Linked DNA regions of Homo sapiens: region 2 is linked to region 1. Evidence: read pairs that join two places in POLR2A ChIA-PET (ENCODE). Cell type or tissue: PC-3. All regions are shown on one strand. Each heading gives the region's core, and the rest is flanking DNA. Links, peaks and the distances in the headings are about the cores only.

Region 1 (6,309 bases), core at 2,193-4,692:
TTCCATTCTTCCCGTCACTTCCCGGTACAACAATCAAACGTAGGTCTTTTCACATAGTCCCATATTTCTTGGAGGCTTTGTTTCATTTCTTTCTTTTTTCTCTAATCTAAGTTGATCTTCAATTTGATATCCTTTCTTCCACTTGATCAATTCAGCTATTGATACTTTTGTATGCTTCACCAGGTTCTCGTGCTGTGTTTTTCAGCTCCATCAGGTCATTTATGTTCTTCTCTAAACTGGTTATTCTAGTTAGCAATTCCTCTAACCTTTTTTCAAGGTTCTTAGCTTCCTTGCTTTGGGTTAGAACATGCTCCTTTAGCTCGGAGGAGTTTGTTATTACCCACCTTCTGAAGCCTACTTCTGTCAATTCGTCAAACTCATTCTCCATCCAGTTTTGTTCCCTTGCTGGTGAGACGTTGTGATCCTTTGGAGGAGAAGAGGCATCCTGGTTTTTGAATTTTCAGCCCTTTGGCGCTGGTTTTTCCTCATCTTTGTGGATCTACCTACCTTTGGTCTTTGATGTTGGTGACCTTCAGGTGGGGTTTCTGTGTGGGCATCCTTTTTGTTAATGTTGATGCTATTCCTTGCTGCTTGTTAGTTTTTCTTCTAACAGTCAGGCCCCTCTGCTGCAGGTCTGCTGGAGGTCCACTCCAGACCCTGTTTTCCTGGGTATCACCAGCGAAGGCTGCAGAACAGCAAAGATTGCTGCCTGCTCCTTCCTCTGGAAGCCTTGTCCCAGAGGGGCACCTGCCAGATGCCAGCCAGAGCTCTCCTGTATGAGGTGTCTGTTGACCCCTGCTGAGAGGTGTCTCCCAGTCAGGAGGCAGTGGGGTCAGGGACCCACTTGAGGAGGCAGTCTGTCCCTTAGCAGAGCTCGAACACTGTGCTGGGAGAGCCGCTGCTCTCTTCAGAGCCAGCAGGCATGAACGTTTAAGTCTGCTGAAGCTATGCCCACAGCTGCCCCTTCCCCCAGGTGCTCTGTCCCAGGGAGATGCGAGTTTTATCTATAAGCCCCTGACTGAGGCTGCTGTCTTTCTTTCAGAGATGCCCTCCCCAGAGAGGAGGAATCTAGAGAGGCAGTCTGGCTACAGTGGCTTTGCCAAGCTGCAGGGGGATCTGCCCAGTTGGAATCCCCTGCAGCTTTGTTTACACTGTGAGGGAAAAACCTCCTATTCAAGCCTCAGTAATGGTGGACGCCCCTCCCTGCACCAAACTCGAGCATCCCAGGTCAACTTCAGACTGCTATGCTGGCAGCAAGAATTTCAAGCCGGTGGATCTTAGCTTGCTGGGCTCCGTGGGAGTGGGATCCGCTGAGCTAGACCTCTTGGCTCCCTGGCTTCAGCCCCCTTTCCAGGGGAGTGAATGGTTCTGTCTTGCTGGCATTCTAGGCGCCACTGGGGTATGAAAAAAAACTTCTCCAGCTAGCTCAGTGTCTGCCCAAACATCCGCCCAGTTTTGTGCTTGAAAACCAGGGTCCTGGTGGTGTAGGTACCCGCGGGAATCTCCTGGTCTGCAGGTTGCAAAGACTGTGGGACAAGCGTAGTATCTGGGCTGGAATGCACTGTTCCTCATGGCACAGTCCCTCATGGCTTCCCTTGGCTAGGGGAGAGAGTTTCCCAACCCCTTGCACTTCTCGGGTGAGGCAACGCCCCACCCTGCCTCAGCTCACCCTCTGTGGGCTGCACCCATTATCTAACCAATCCCAATGAGATGAGCTGTGTACCTCAGTTGGAAATGCAGAAATCACCCGCCTTCTGCGTTGATCTCGCTGGGAGCTGCAGACCGGAGCTGTTCCTATTCAGCCATCATCTGTGCTGCATTTTAAGGAGATTCCCAGACTGAGAATTTTCTCAAGCAATGCAATCAGAATGTCAGAGACTGTGGAAATCATGCCATGTTTTGTTGAATGATCTGAATCTAGAACAAATGAGTCTGAAAAGGAAAAGATTCAGGAAGATAATGTATGCCATTAAATATATAAAATAGAGATGACTTGTATGAAAAACCAGAATAAAAAAGACCTGCTGGAAGTTGTTTGGGAGAATTTACTATCCTCTGATAGGTCAAAGTGGTGAAGTCCCCTTGACTGGCCTAGCCCAGTGAGTGAGTGAATGAACAAATGAATAAAATGTTAGAGCAGAAATTAAATGATCATCTCCCAAGGGATAGCGTCCAAAGATTCCTGAATTTGGATGAAAGGCTGGATTGTCTTGAGTACATCGTCCTAATATTGGCAGACTGTCCAGTTGCTAAGAATCATTCTCAGGGACTAGGCCTCCTTTCAGTGATTTTAAGGAACCCCATACCAATGCCAGCATCCTATTCTAAGGTATCTCTTCCTGGACCAGGTATGTTAGACCCTCACAGGCTGAGCATATCAAGGAAAGACCTTTCCTTACAATTCCCTATCTTCTACATTCCCTAGCCTAGTGTGTTGCATTAACCCCTCACTGAGGGGCAAGCTGGGGACTGACCAAAGGTCATGTATTTCAAGTGAAAGTTTAGGAAGCTACAAAGAGGTGGAAGCTAGGAAGTCCCTGCAGATGCAGGGGACGCACACCAAATAAATGGCTAGGCAACAATTCCCCAAGTCATACCGCACCCCAACCCAGAGGAAAACTTGGCATTGGAGAGAAGCTGTGGAGCAACAAAGCAGATATGCCATGTCCCAGGCAGTGTTCCAAATACATTATATATGTTAATTCATTTAAATCTCCCAATAACTTTGTGGGATATTACATCCTTTTTATAGACTAGGAAACTGAAGCCAAGGAAGAGCTGACAACTTCCCCAAGATCACACAGCGAATAATGGTGAAGCCAGGATTAGAACCCAAGCAATGCAATCCTGGGCTCCTAATTAAGCACTTTAGTGTTTACTGAGATGTGAATTTGTACCTCAATCCCTTCTGCTTAAGGTGACACTACTTAGAGGCAGCTTCTGATGCAGAGTATATACTATGTGATCAATAAACAATTATCAAATTCAATTAGTACTTTAAATCATTTGGAACTTGTTGACAGTGACCAGGGTATTCAGAACTGGAGATCTCCGGATGCTTCTTCATGTTCTAGTTTAATTCCTAGCATGAAACTTTCATGTCCTCCACATTCCACTTTGTCTTTGTGGTTTTTATTTTATTGGCATGTTGTTGTTATTTAGCCTGGGGCATAAAGTCATTTATTTGGTCTTAGGCAAACCAAAGATAAATGGTGAGACCAGGTTCCAGCTTCCTGTGGTGCCTCATTTGCTGAAGAAGAAAAAAAAACTTGTGAGCTGGTTAACTTGGTAAAGGTTAAGTTAAACTTCCTTTACCAAAAAGGACTTCCTTTACCATCTACTTGGTGATCAAGCCTTTCTTTGATATCTGAATTAACCCTCAAAATAGTAAATTTAAGAGTGTAGTTGAAAGCCTAAAATTAAGAAAATCTCAGTTTTTAAGGGTTCAGAGTTGAAGGGGCCTGAAAATTCCATCCCCACCCCTGCAGGCTTCGTCCAGCTGGGGCAGGGCCTGGGCTTTGACACAACATGGTTACAAGAGCCTCAGGAGAGCAGCCAACAGATGTCCTGGAGGAACAGGAGTGGACTTCACAGGAATCCACAAGGCCCTGGCCTTCACTCTCAGTCCAGCTGGCTCTCAGTTACAAAAGGCAAATTCCACCAGCTGAATGAATCCCAGCAGCTGTGGTAGCCTGGAGGCTCCATCCTGTACAATACATCAGGCAGCCAGCCAGTTCTGAGCCGACTACTTTCTGTGTGATGAATCAGCCCCGGCCCCCAAAAGAGAGGCAGTTCAACATGTATGAGGTCCCTAGACTGTACGTATCCCTTCCCACACTGCTTTAGGCACTGAGAATTCATCAGTGGGCAGGCCAGAAAACACCTCTGCTCTTGTAGAAGTTACCTTTTCAATCTACTCTAAGGAAACAATCAGAAATATACCCCCAAAATTGCATATAATATTATAATAGCAAAATATTGGAAACGATTTGAACAACCAACAGTGGTCCACTGACTAAATTCTAGTATATCTATTTGAAGTCACAGAACTAACTATATAACATGATTTTTAAAAATCATGTTATATAGGAATACCAAATGATTTAGAAATTTTTTCAATATATCAAATGGGAAAAAAAGATTACAAAGCAAAGAGTACACTATGTCTCCAAAGTTGTGAACAAAAAAAAAAATGCTTATATGCACATGAAAATAAACTGGAAAGATACACACCAAAACACTAACTATAGCTACTTTTGGATGGTGGGATTAGTGGTGATTTTATATTCTTCTATGTTCTACAAAACTCTCCTCTTGCCAAATTTCAACAATAAATACACATGTCAGTCAAGTTCCGACTAAGAAAACAGCACATACCAGGTAGCTCAATATTAGGAATTTAATATGGAGAACAAGTTACAAAGCTTTTATGAGAGGTAACAGGAAACAATGAGGTAACAGGAAGCAATAGGGCAGTCCAGCAATTAGCAGAATCAAGAAGCTAGTACCAAGAAGTGGGAGAGAAAAGAGAAGAGGTGATATTAACAGAGCTAGTAGTCTGAGCCACTCAGTGGTATGTGTGGCTTTTGGGAGAGAAAATATAGCTACTTTTGGAACATCACTTGAAGCAAAGACGGAGGGGAAGAAATACCCTTGTTCTTCAGTACAGCACTTCACACCCTGCAATCCCCTGCAGTGCTTCACACCCACTAAGCCTGGAGCCAGTGGGGAAGGGAGCTGGGAAGTGAAGTCTGCAGTGGAAGCCACCTGCAGTTCAGAACAGTCAAAGATAAGAGTGGGGATGGATCTGAGAGCAAACACACAGGTGACTGGCACATTAGTTCTAGAACCATAAGGGGAAAGAAAAAATTTGATGCTTTTTTTTTTAAGAGAACACAAAAGTAGGACACATTTCCAAATGTTGTCTTCCTTCTGCTTGTAATTCAAGAACTTAAGATGCAACAAAGTCCTTGTTGTTTGCAAGCCATACAGAGGCATGTACATTGTCAGAATACACATTGTCAGACACTGAAGGTATCAGGGAAAAAATCAATCTGGGTTTCCTTTCTTGTTTTTCAGATTCCCACCTTCACTTTGCCAGTCACCTCTCAGCTGAGAGCCCTCAGCTGCTCCAGGTTTCCAATGTGGTGCCTCCTTGGGCCAACTCTTTCCTTTCTCTCCTCCACCCAAAATTCCCAAGCAATCCCTACCTATGAGTCACACCATACAAGTCCCATTTGCTTCCAGAAAATAGATGTTACTTTGAGAGATTTAGTGTTGAGTTTAGGGAAAAGGTGTATTTAAAACAACAAATTAGCTACTTTAATCATCCCATAGGGCATGAGTTTAGAGGGCTACAAATCTTTCAATTAAATTTAAATAGTTTTTACCAAAAACTTGAAGTTCACCCAAAACTGCAATTGGAACTATGAAACATACAAAGAAAATTAAAACCAGCTTCTTTTTCACAAGGAACAGATAAGAGGCTTTCTGATTATTCAAGACAAAAGTTCTGGAGTCTTCCTCATAAACAGTCAGTAAACCCTTCTGGTTCAACCTTCAAGATATATACAAAGTCTAGCCACTGCTTATAATCTCCTCTAAAGCAACTCTCCCAAGCCACATCATTCAACACCTGAATTGTTGCAATGGCCTCCTCACTGGCTTCCGACCTTCCACACTTGTCCCCAACCTCCTCACTCCCCACAGTCAATCCTCAACATAGCAGCCAGAGCGATCCTTTAAACCATAAGAAAACCTACATCAGTCCTCTGCTCACAACCTTCCAATGGCCTCCCATCTCAGAATAAAAGTCAACATCCTTTAAGTGACCCACGAGGTCCTAAGTGTCCTGCAACTCCACCCAGCCATTACCTCTCAGCCCTCACTGCTCACTCACTCAGCTCCTCAGAGATGCCAGGCCTACTCCTGCCTTGGGATCTTGGCAGTTGCGGTTGCCTCTGCCTGGAATATTCTTCCTCCAAACATAGGCAGGACTTCCTCTCTTACCTCCTTCATATCTTTGCTCAAGTCTCACCTTCTCAGGGAGACCCTTCAATCCTCTCTTTCTCCCGTTTCTATTTTTCTGCCTAGGCCTTATCAACTTCTAATATGCTGCATAATTTACTCAGTTATTTTATTGCCTCTGCCCTCCCACCAGAATAGGTAAACTCAAGAGGTGGGGTTTTTGTCTGCTGTAAACACTAATGTATCTCCAGCATTTCAAAAAGGGGCTAGCTCCTAGTAGGTACTCAACCAGTATTTGCTGAATGGATGCATGCTGGCACGTGTCTGAATGACAACAGCACA
Region 2 (6,309 bases), core at 1,469-3,968, 110 kb after region 1:
GGCCGGTCTCAAACTCCTGACCTCAAGTGATCCTCCCACCTTGGCCTCCCAAACTGCTGGGATTACAGGCGTGAGCCACCACACCTGGCCTCTATCAGTACCTTTCATTAGAAACTGCCTCATTTTGTTTTTGAATTAGGCTAGATATAAACACACAAATGCACACGCACAAACACGCACCATACACATACACAGGGTCACACACTAAACTTTAGTGCTGAAAGTTCCTGTTCCCATCCCCTCACATGGTGAATGAGGAATATGCTACTGTTACTATGCCCTGTTAATGGTGGCCCAGGACCTAGAACCCAGGTCTCCATAATTCCCAGTCCATCACCCTTTCCATTAACATTAAAAATACATTTCAAATCAATCAGAAACATGATTTGATTTCTAAAAATACCGTTGCATACCACTTGGGAAAACCTAACAATTGCAAAAGGATCTCCAAGAAGTAATTTTTATCTTTATAGGAAAAAGAAATGAGCTCAGATATATTTTTTTCTTTAGCCGTGCTATTTATATTCAGTACCTCGTGTTACTTTGAAAAAAGGACATTAGTATAGTCACTTTCTGCTCTGTTGGCTCCTTCCTCCCCATCTCCGAAAGCTAAAATATAAACTCCTTAGCACAGCATCCAGCGTTCTTTAGATTTGTGCTTTCCCCTACTCTCTACCCCATCAAACTACTTCTGGGTTCCTAAACACACCATTTCACCTCATGTTTTCATGAGCGTGCACATGCTGCCCCTCCAACCAGGACCACTTTTTCCATCAAAATGATCCCTCCCACAATAATTCGTTCATAAAGACTCAATGTCACTTCCTCCAAAAGGCTTGCCTGGCCTCACAGATGTCATTAGTTACCCCCTTCCTTTGTGCTCCCATTGACACTTTGGAGATACCTCTTTTAGCACGTATCTCACCATTCATCATTCCTGGAATATTTGTCTCCCTAATAAAATTGTAAGCTCAAGAACAGCACTGCCATCTTTCTTGCAATTGCCTCCCCATTGTCTACCTAGCATTGTGCTCAGCATACAGTAGGTGATCAATAAATGTTCTCAGAAGGAAGAGCAAGGAGGAGAAAGGAAGACCCTCAGTTGAGATGCAAACAGAATAAAATCTCTCGCATGTTCCCTTTTGGATTGTGGTCAAGGAAAAGAATGTTTTCACCTTGCCTAGTGGCCCAGAAATAACTGCCTAAAAAGAGCCTTTACAGAAACCATGGAGCCCAGGCCTTGAGGAAGAAAGCAGGTAGGCACACTCTTCGCTGCCTTATTCTCTTCTTCATATTTAGGCACGTGCCTGTGGAACATTCTCTTTGCCCTGCACAAAGGCAGAGAAGCCTGCCTGATTACCCTTTAGTATTGAGTGACATACAGAATGACTTAGGCCATGCTTACATAATCCTTATTATACACAAAACTGAGAATGGTGACTTACCAGCTCATGGTGTATGCTGCTAATCCATTTTACCACTCATTCCCTAGTCTCTTGAACTTTCCTTAAACACTAGTTTCTCCAACTGGGAAGGGACAAAAGGAAAAAGCAGAAGTCTGATGGCCAAGTTCTAATCCCCACTGTGCCATGTAACTGTGAGCGCATTTTCTCTCTTTGAGAAGTCTCAGTTTCTGCTTCTATAAAATGACATGCTTGGACTAATGATCCCCTACAGCTCTTCTAGATCTAAAAACTATGATTTTGTGTAAGAGCATATCAAGATATGGAATTACATGCTGAAAAAATATAACGGTAATCAACCAATATTCATTACATTTAGTTTACGTGCAGACAGAGTACCAAGTGCATAGGCGTATGTGAGGGATATAAAAAAAGTCTAGGAAATGACTCCTGCCCTCCATGGGCCAACAACCTAATCAGAGCTTTAAAACACACTGAAAACATGCCAAGTATTGTGAGCAGATGTGCAAAGTGCCAGGTGAACGGTAGAGATGATCAAAACTTAGACGCCACATAACCAATATACTAGAAGACCTCACTCAGAATAAGGAGAGAATGAACCACTGAAATGACAAGAATGCGGCTAGCTTCCCCATCCTTTGATGCTCATAAATCAGTGAGGAATAAGCCATGGCTTTCTGTTAGACATTTTAAATCAATGTCAGCCTCTAATTTAAAAAGTGAGAAGAAAATGTAGTCTTCTGTTATTAACCCTTAGTACTCTAATAAAAATAATATTCATAATAATAATAAAAAACTTGCCAAGTGCCAGTCCTGAATCCATTGATGGGCAGTTGCACTACGTAAAATCATATGACTTAGATCAGTTTTCAACAACTTTGCCTCTATGGAGGGTGCTTCCATAGAGCATCCACCTCAGTTCTGGGGAAAAACAGTATCAAGACCTTTCTGCCATGATTGTAACAAGAGCTTCGTTTCCTCTGGCTGTGTTTTGAGAGTTACCTCTCCTTTCTCTTCCTTTTCCCCCTAACACTGTCACTCACACATCTCTCCTGATTCCCACTACATTCTTGTTTCTCTCAGGCCCTGCTGACAGGCTTGCCTGCCTGCTTTAACCTATTTAACCAGACAGTAAGAATAAGAAAACTATAGCTGCTTACAGGCAAATTCCAATTCTAGATTAGAGGAGATTTCATACAACTTGCAAATGTAGGAGTTCAAGTGCCAGGCAGAAGTATAGGCTGGGATCTCACATCTTGAGTCATTCATTTGGGGAAAATTTATTCCCGATTCTTTGACTTCATTTTAGCTCCTTATCTCCATGGGCTTTTTTTTTTTTTTTTTTTTCTCATATTGAATTATTCTGTTTTGGTGGCTGAAATAGTACTTTTTAGCAAGAGTGGGTTGGAACCCTGAAACTCTATAAAAAGGACTAAGTGTGCTGATTTGTGTGTTTCTCTCTAAGGCTCCTTAAACTTCATTGTTTTAAAATGTAGAAATTAAATTAAAAGAGAAATTTCCTGTCAGATAACTAATCCTAAAAATTAAAATATTGTCATTTGATTATTGTTTTAGTCTCCCATTTGCCTTTTAACCTAATGGGTTTAGTAAACCAATTTCCTTTATACATTTCACTCAGTCGCATCATGAGTGACATATTATTTTGCTAATGCTTTAGGACACTAATGTAGAGGAGAATGTGTTCTAGTCACATGGTTAGCACACTAACATAAAAGACTAATTTCTAGGCCCATCGGTGGCTCTCATTCACCAGAAAGCCACATCCTGGTGGCGGAGGTGCTGGCCTGGGAACCAGTTCCCAGGAGCTCAAAAATGAGAGCTGCTTCAAGTTGCTCCTAACTCCTTCCTAGCATCTACTGCTATATCTGGATTTTCAGAGTTGGTGAGCAAAACCAATAATTTTTCCAGAAGAAAATGGAGTGTAAATGTAGTCATCTCTATTTGAAAGTTTTTGATACTTACAACCCATAACCACTATTGAACATGTCACGTTTTTTCTTATGCTTTCTTGAGTTTTGTTTTACTTTAATGCCCCACAGATCCTGAGCTCGGGCTGGGAGTTGTGGTTGGTGGTACGAGTGTGCCTAGGAGGGGTGGAATTCTTTAAACTCAGACCTCTGGGAACTTCTGCCCCAGCAACAGCACTAGTGAGAGGAAAAGCTAATGTAGTCATTGTAGGTCATACTTGAAGATATTTATGGAACTTCACGTGCTATCTATAGGAGTTCTTCAGGCCTGGGGTCAAAAGTAGCAGAATAAGCAACATTCTGCAGCAGGAGCTGCTACTTTTTATAGGAATGAGAGAATATATAGTAAAATCTAAGATCTCAACTTTCAGAGGTAGAGGATTGATTTTAGTCCTCCTTCAGTCACTCAACTACAAGTCCCAGAGTTCTTTTTATATGAAAAAATAGAAAATGAAAGCACCATTTAACCCAAGATATTTCCCAAAAGAACATTAGAAGCCAGCATGTCACTCAATCTTGTTTTTGTAAGCTCCTGAAGTAAATAAATTAGTCTTGAGTGTCTCTACATTGCACCAAGAAGATCTGAAATAAAATTAGATTAGTAGCTTTGAGCAAAAAGGACATTTATTTCTCCTTTTCCTCTCTCTTTCTCAAACTCACAGGTATGTGAAATCATATTTCATATTGTGGGTTTGAAGTATAAACAAGAAAGCCAGAGTCAGAGAACCAAAATAAACCAACCACCAATCTATTTTCCAGTCTCAGCCCTTCCATTTTTCTGGTAGAGGTCTGAAATTAATCTTGTTTCCAGAAGTTGGGTATGTGCTGTGGAGCTCCTTCAAGCCACAGCTGTGCCTCCATCACATGTAAACACCATTGGATTCCACATTGCTTCCTAATTTGGCCACTGGCACTGTGGTCCACACTTGAACCTTAGCTCCATTGGTTGAACCATAACAACCTGACATTTCCTCTTCCTGGGAGGTTAGACTCCCCTAATTGCTGCTTCACCTAGTTCACCGCCTCCCCGTCCTAGTGCTGACTCTACTGCCCAAATATATGGCCCCGATCTCCTTCACACTGTGAACCACACTAGGCTTGGCTGGATCACCTTAGGGTATGGGCTGGCCAGCCCTACCTGCCCCCACCTCACTCCCTTCTCCCCACCAGCTCTCCATTAAGGTCCCAGTATCTATTTATCTTTCAGTGGATACTGAGCACCTACTCTGTTCTAGTTACTGTGCCAGGCACTGGAGTCGCAACATTGAATTAGGCAGCATTCTGCCCTCAAGGAACAAACTAATGGAAAAGGCAGCAAATTAAAGATGATAAAGATTGCTGTGACAAAGGAATGAACTCTGACCCAATGTCCTCCTTCCGCTCATCTTTGAGCAGAGGGGAAATGGCCTTCAATTCTTGCATATGTACTAAGTAAACTCAGCTTTTTATGAAATTATCAATTCAGCTCAGTTGACTGTGAAAATATATAATTCATTTTTTAATGAACAACACGGAATAGTTGAGTATTGCCCAAGGATTATAATCTCAAAATCGCTGCTGGCCATACTCCCAAAAGCCTGGTGAAAGCATATTTGTGGAGGATTGCCTGAAGGAAGTGCAGATCAGCTTGGTCTGCTTTACAGAACTATTATAAACTGCTGAATCCTCCTGGGATCCCCAAAGCCCACCCATCAGACCCTTCGAGGGCCTCCTTTAAACCTCTTAGTGGTGGGACTCTAGGGCTGCATGAAGCACAGTTTGCTCTGGGGAGCTTAAAACTTAGCTGAGGGTAGGTACTGCTCTCTTCCTGAAATGCCCTCGTCTTTGGTATTCATTCAACACTTTCTCACTATCTCCTTCCTATCTCTCTGGCTTCTTCTTTTAGCCAGTTTTGCAGATTACTTTCTCTGATAATCCAAAACAGAACTCCTTATCTTCTCCCACAAAACTTGTCCCTGCTTTTAAGCTCCTACATGCCTCAGCCTCTGCCCTCCTCTGCAGGTTCCTCCAAGCCTCCACCTCACTGCTCTCCTTTTGTGCCCCATGCTGCAGCCAGTCTGGACATATTTCATGTCCTTAGATTCAGCCTATTTGCATTTACCTCCTCACCTTTACACATGATGTTCCCTCTGCCCAAAATGCTTAGACACGTGAGCACACACACCTACATGCACACATCTTACCCTCAGTTAGTTCATCTTCTAGATGCCTCTTCTTCCAAGAAGTCTTCCCTCACTCTACCTCCATTCCCTCCAACTATGCAATACCAGAATACTTCGGACTACTCACTTTATTGTAATTGTCATATATTCTGTTAAGTGCCTGTTACAAAATGAAGTGATTTTTGTTGTTGTTGTTGTTGTTGTTGAGATGGCATCTCTCTCTGTCTCCCAGGCTGGAGTGCAGTGGTGCAGTCTCAGCTCACTGCAACCTCCACATCACAGGCTCAAGCATTTCTCTTTCCTCAGCCTCCCAAGTAGCTGGGATTACAGACACTCACCACCATGCCTGGCTAATTTTTGTATTTTTAGTAGAGGCGGGGTTTCACCATGTTGGCCAGGCTGGTCTCGAACTCCTGACCTCAGGTGATCCACCCTTCTCAGCCTCCCAAAGTGCTGGAATCACAGGCGTGAGCCACCATGACCGGACAAAATGAAGTAATTAAATTGCTCTTCTAAAAAATAAATTTCATTGAATTCATGGGTGCTCTGAGAAACATCCCCAAGAAACACATTGTGAGTGCTCTGTGAGGATGTTATTCATCATTTCTCTAGAGCCTTCTTCACGTGGACCTGGGGTGTGGGTGATTCTTTCTGCTCTTCAATTTACTAATAGTCATACTTCTCCTAAGAACAGGATTGTTTTAATTTAGATACCTTTTCCATTGTGTAGGAATT

The links. ChIA-PET counts read pairs that join two places held together with the same protein. Peaks named below come from ENCODE experiments on the same cell type or tissue, not always from the same donor. Only the 100,000 strongest peaks of a DNase experiment are listed, where the experiment ranks them.
Region 2: POLR2A ChIA-PET joins it to region 1 with 14 read pairs; 3 of 35 experiments call an interaction of 5 or more read pairs at or near these places.

The regions. Positions count from the first base shown.
Region 1 is chr12:42,703,401-42,709,709 of GRCh38, reverse strand. LINC02450 (long intergenic non-protein coding RNA 2450) reads right to left here. Exons shown (of 4, transcript NR_135028.1): 3 at 1,724-1,932. Among named protein-coding and RNA genes, the nearest start is that of LINC02450, 14 kb to the right of the region's middle. In PC-3, for the core only: no CTCF peak of the experiment used is centred there; a DNase peak (open chromatin) is centred at 3,189.
Region 2 is chr12:42,595,267-42,601,575 of GRCh38, reverse strand. No RefSeq gene overlaps it. Among named protein-coding and RNA genes, the nearest start is that of PRICKLE1, 8.7 kb to the right of the region's middle. In PC-3, for the core only: no CTCF peak of the experiment used is centred there; no DNase peak of the experiment used is centred there.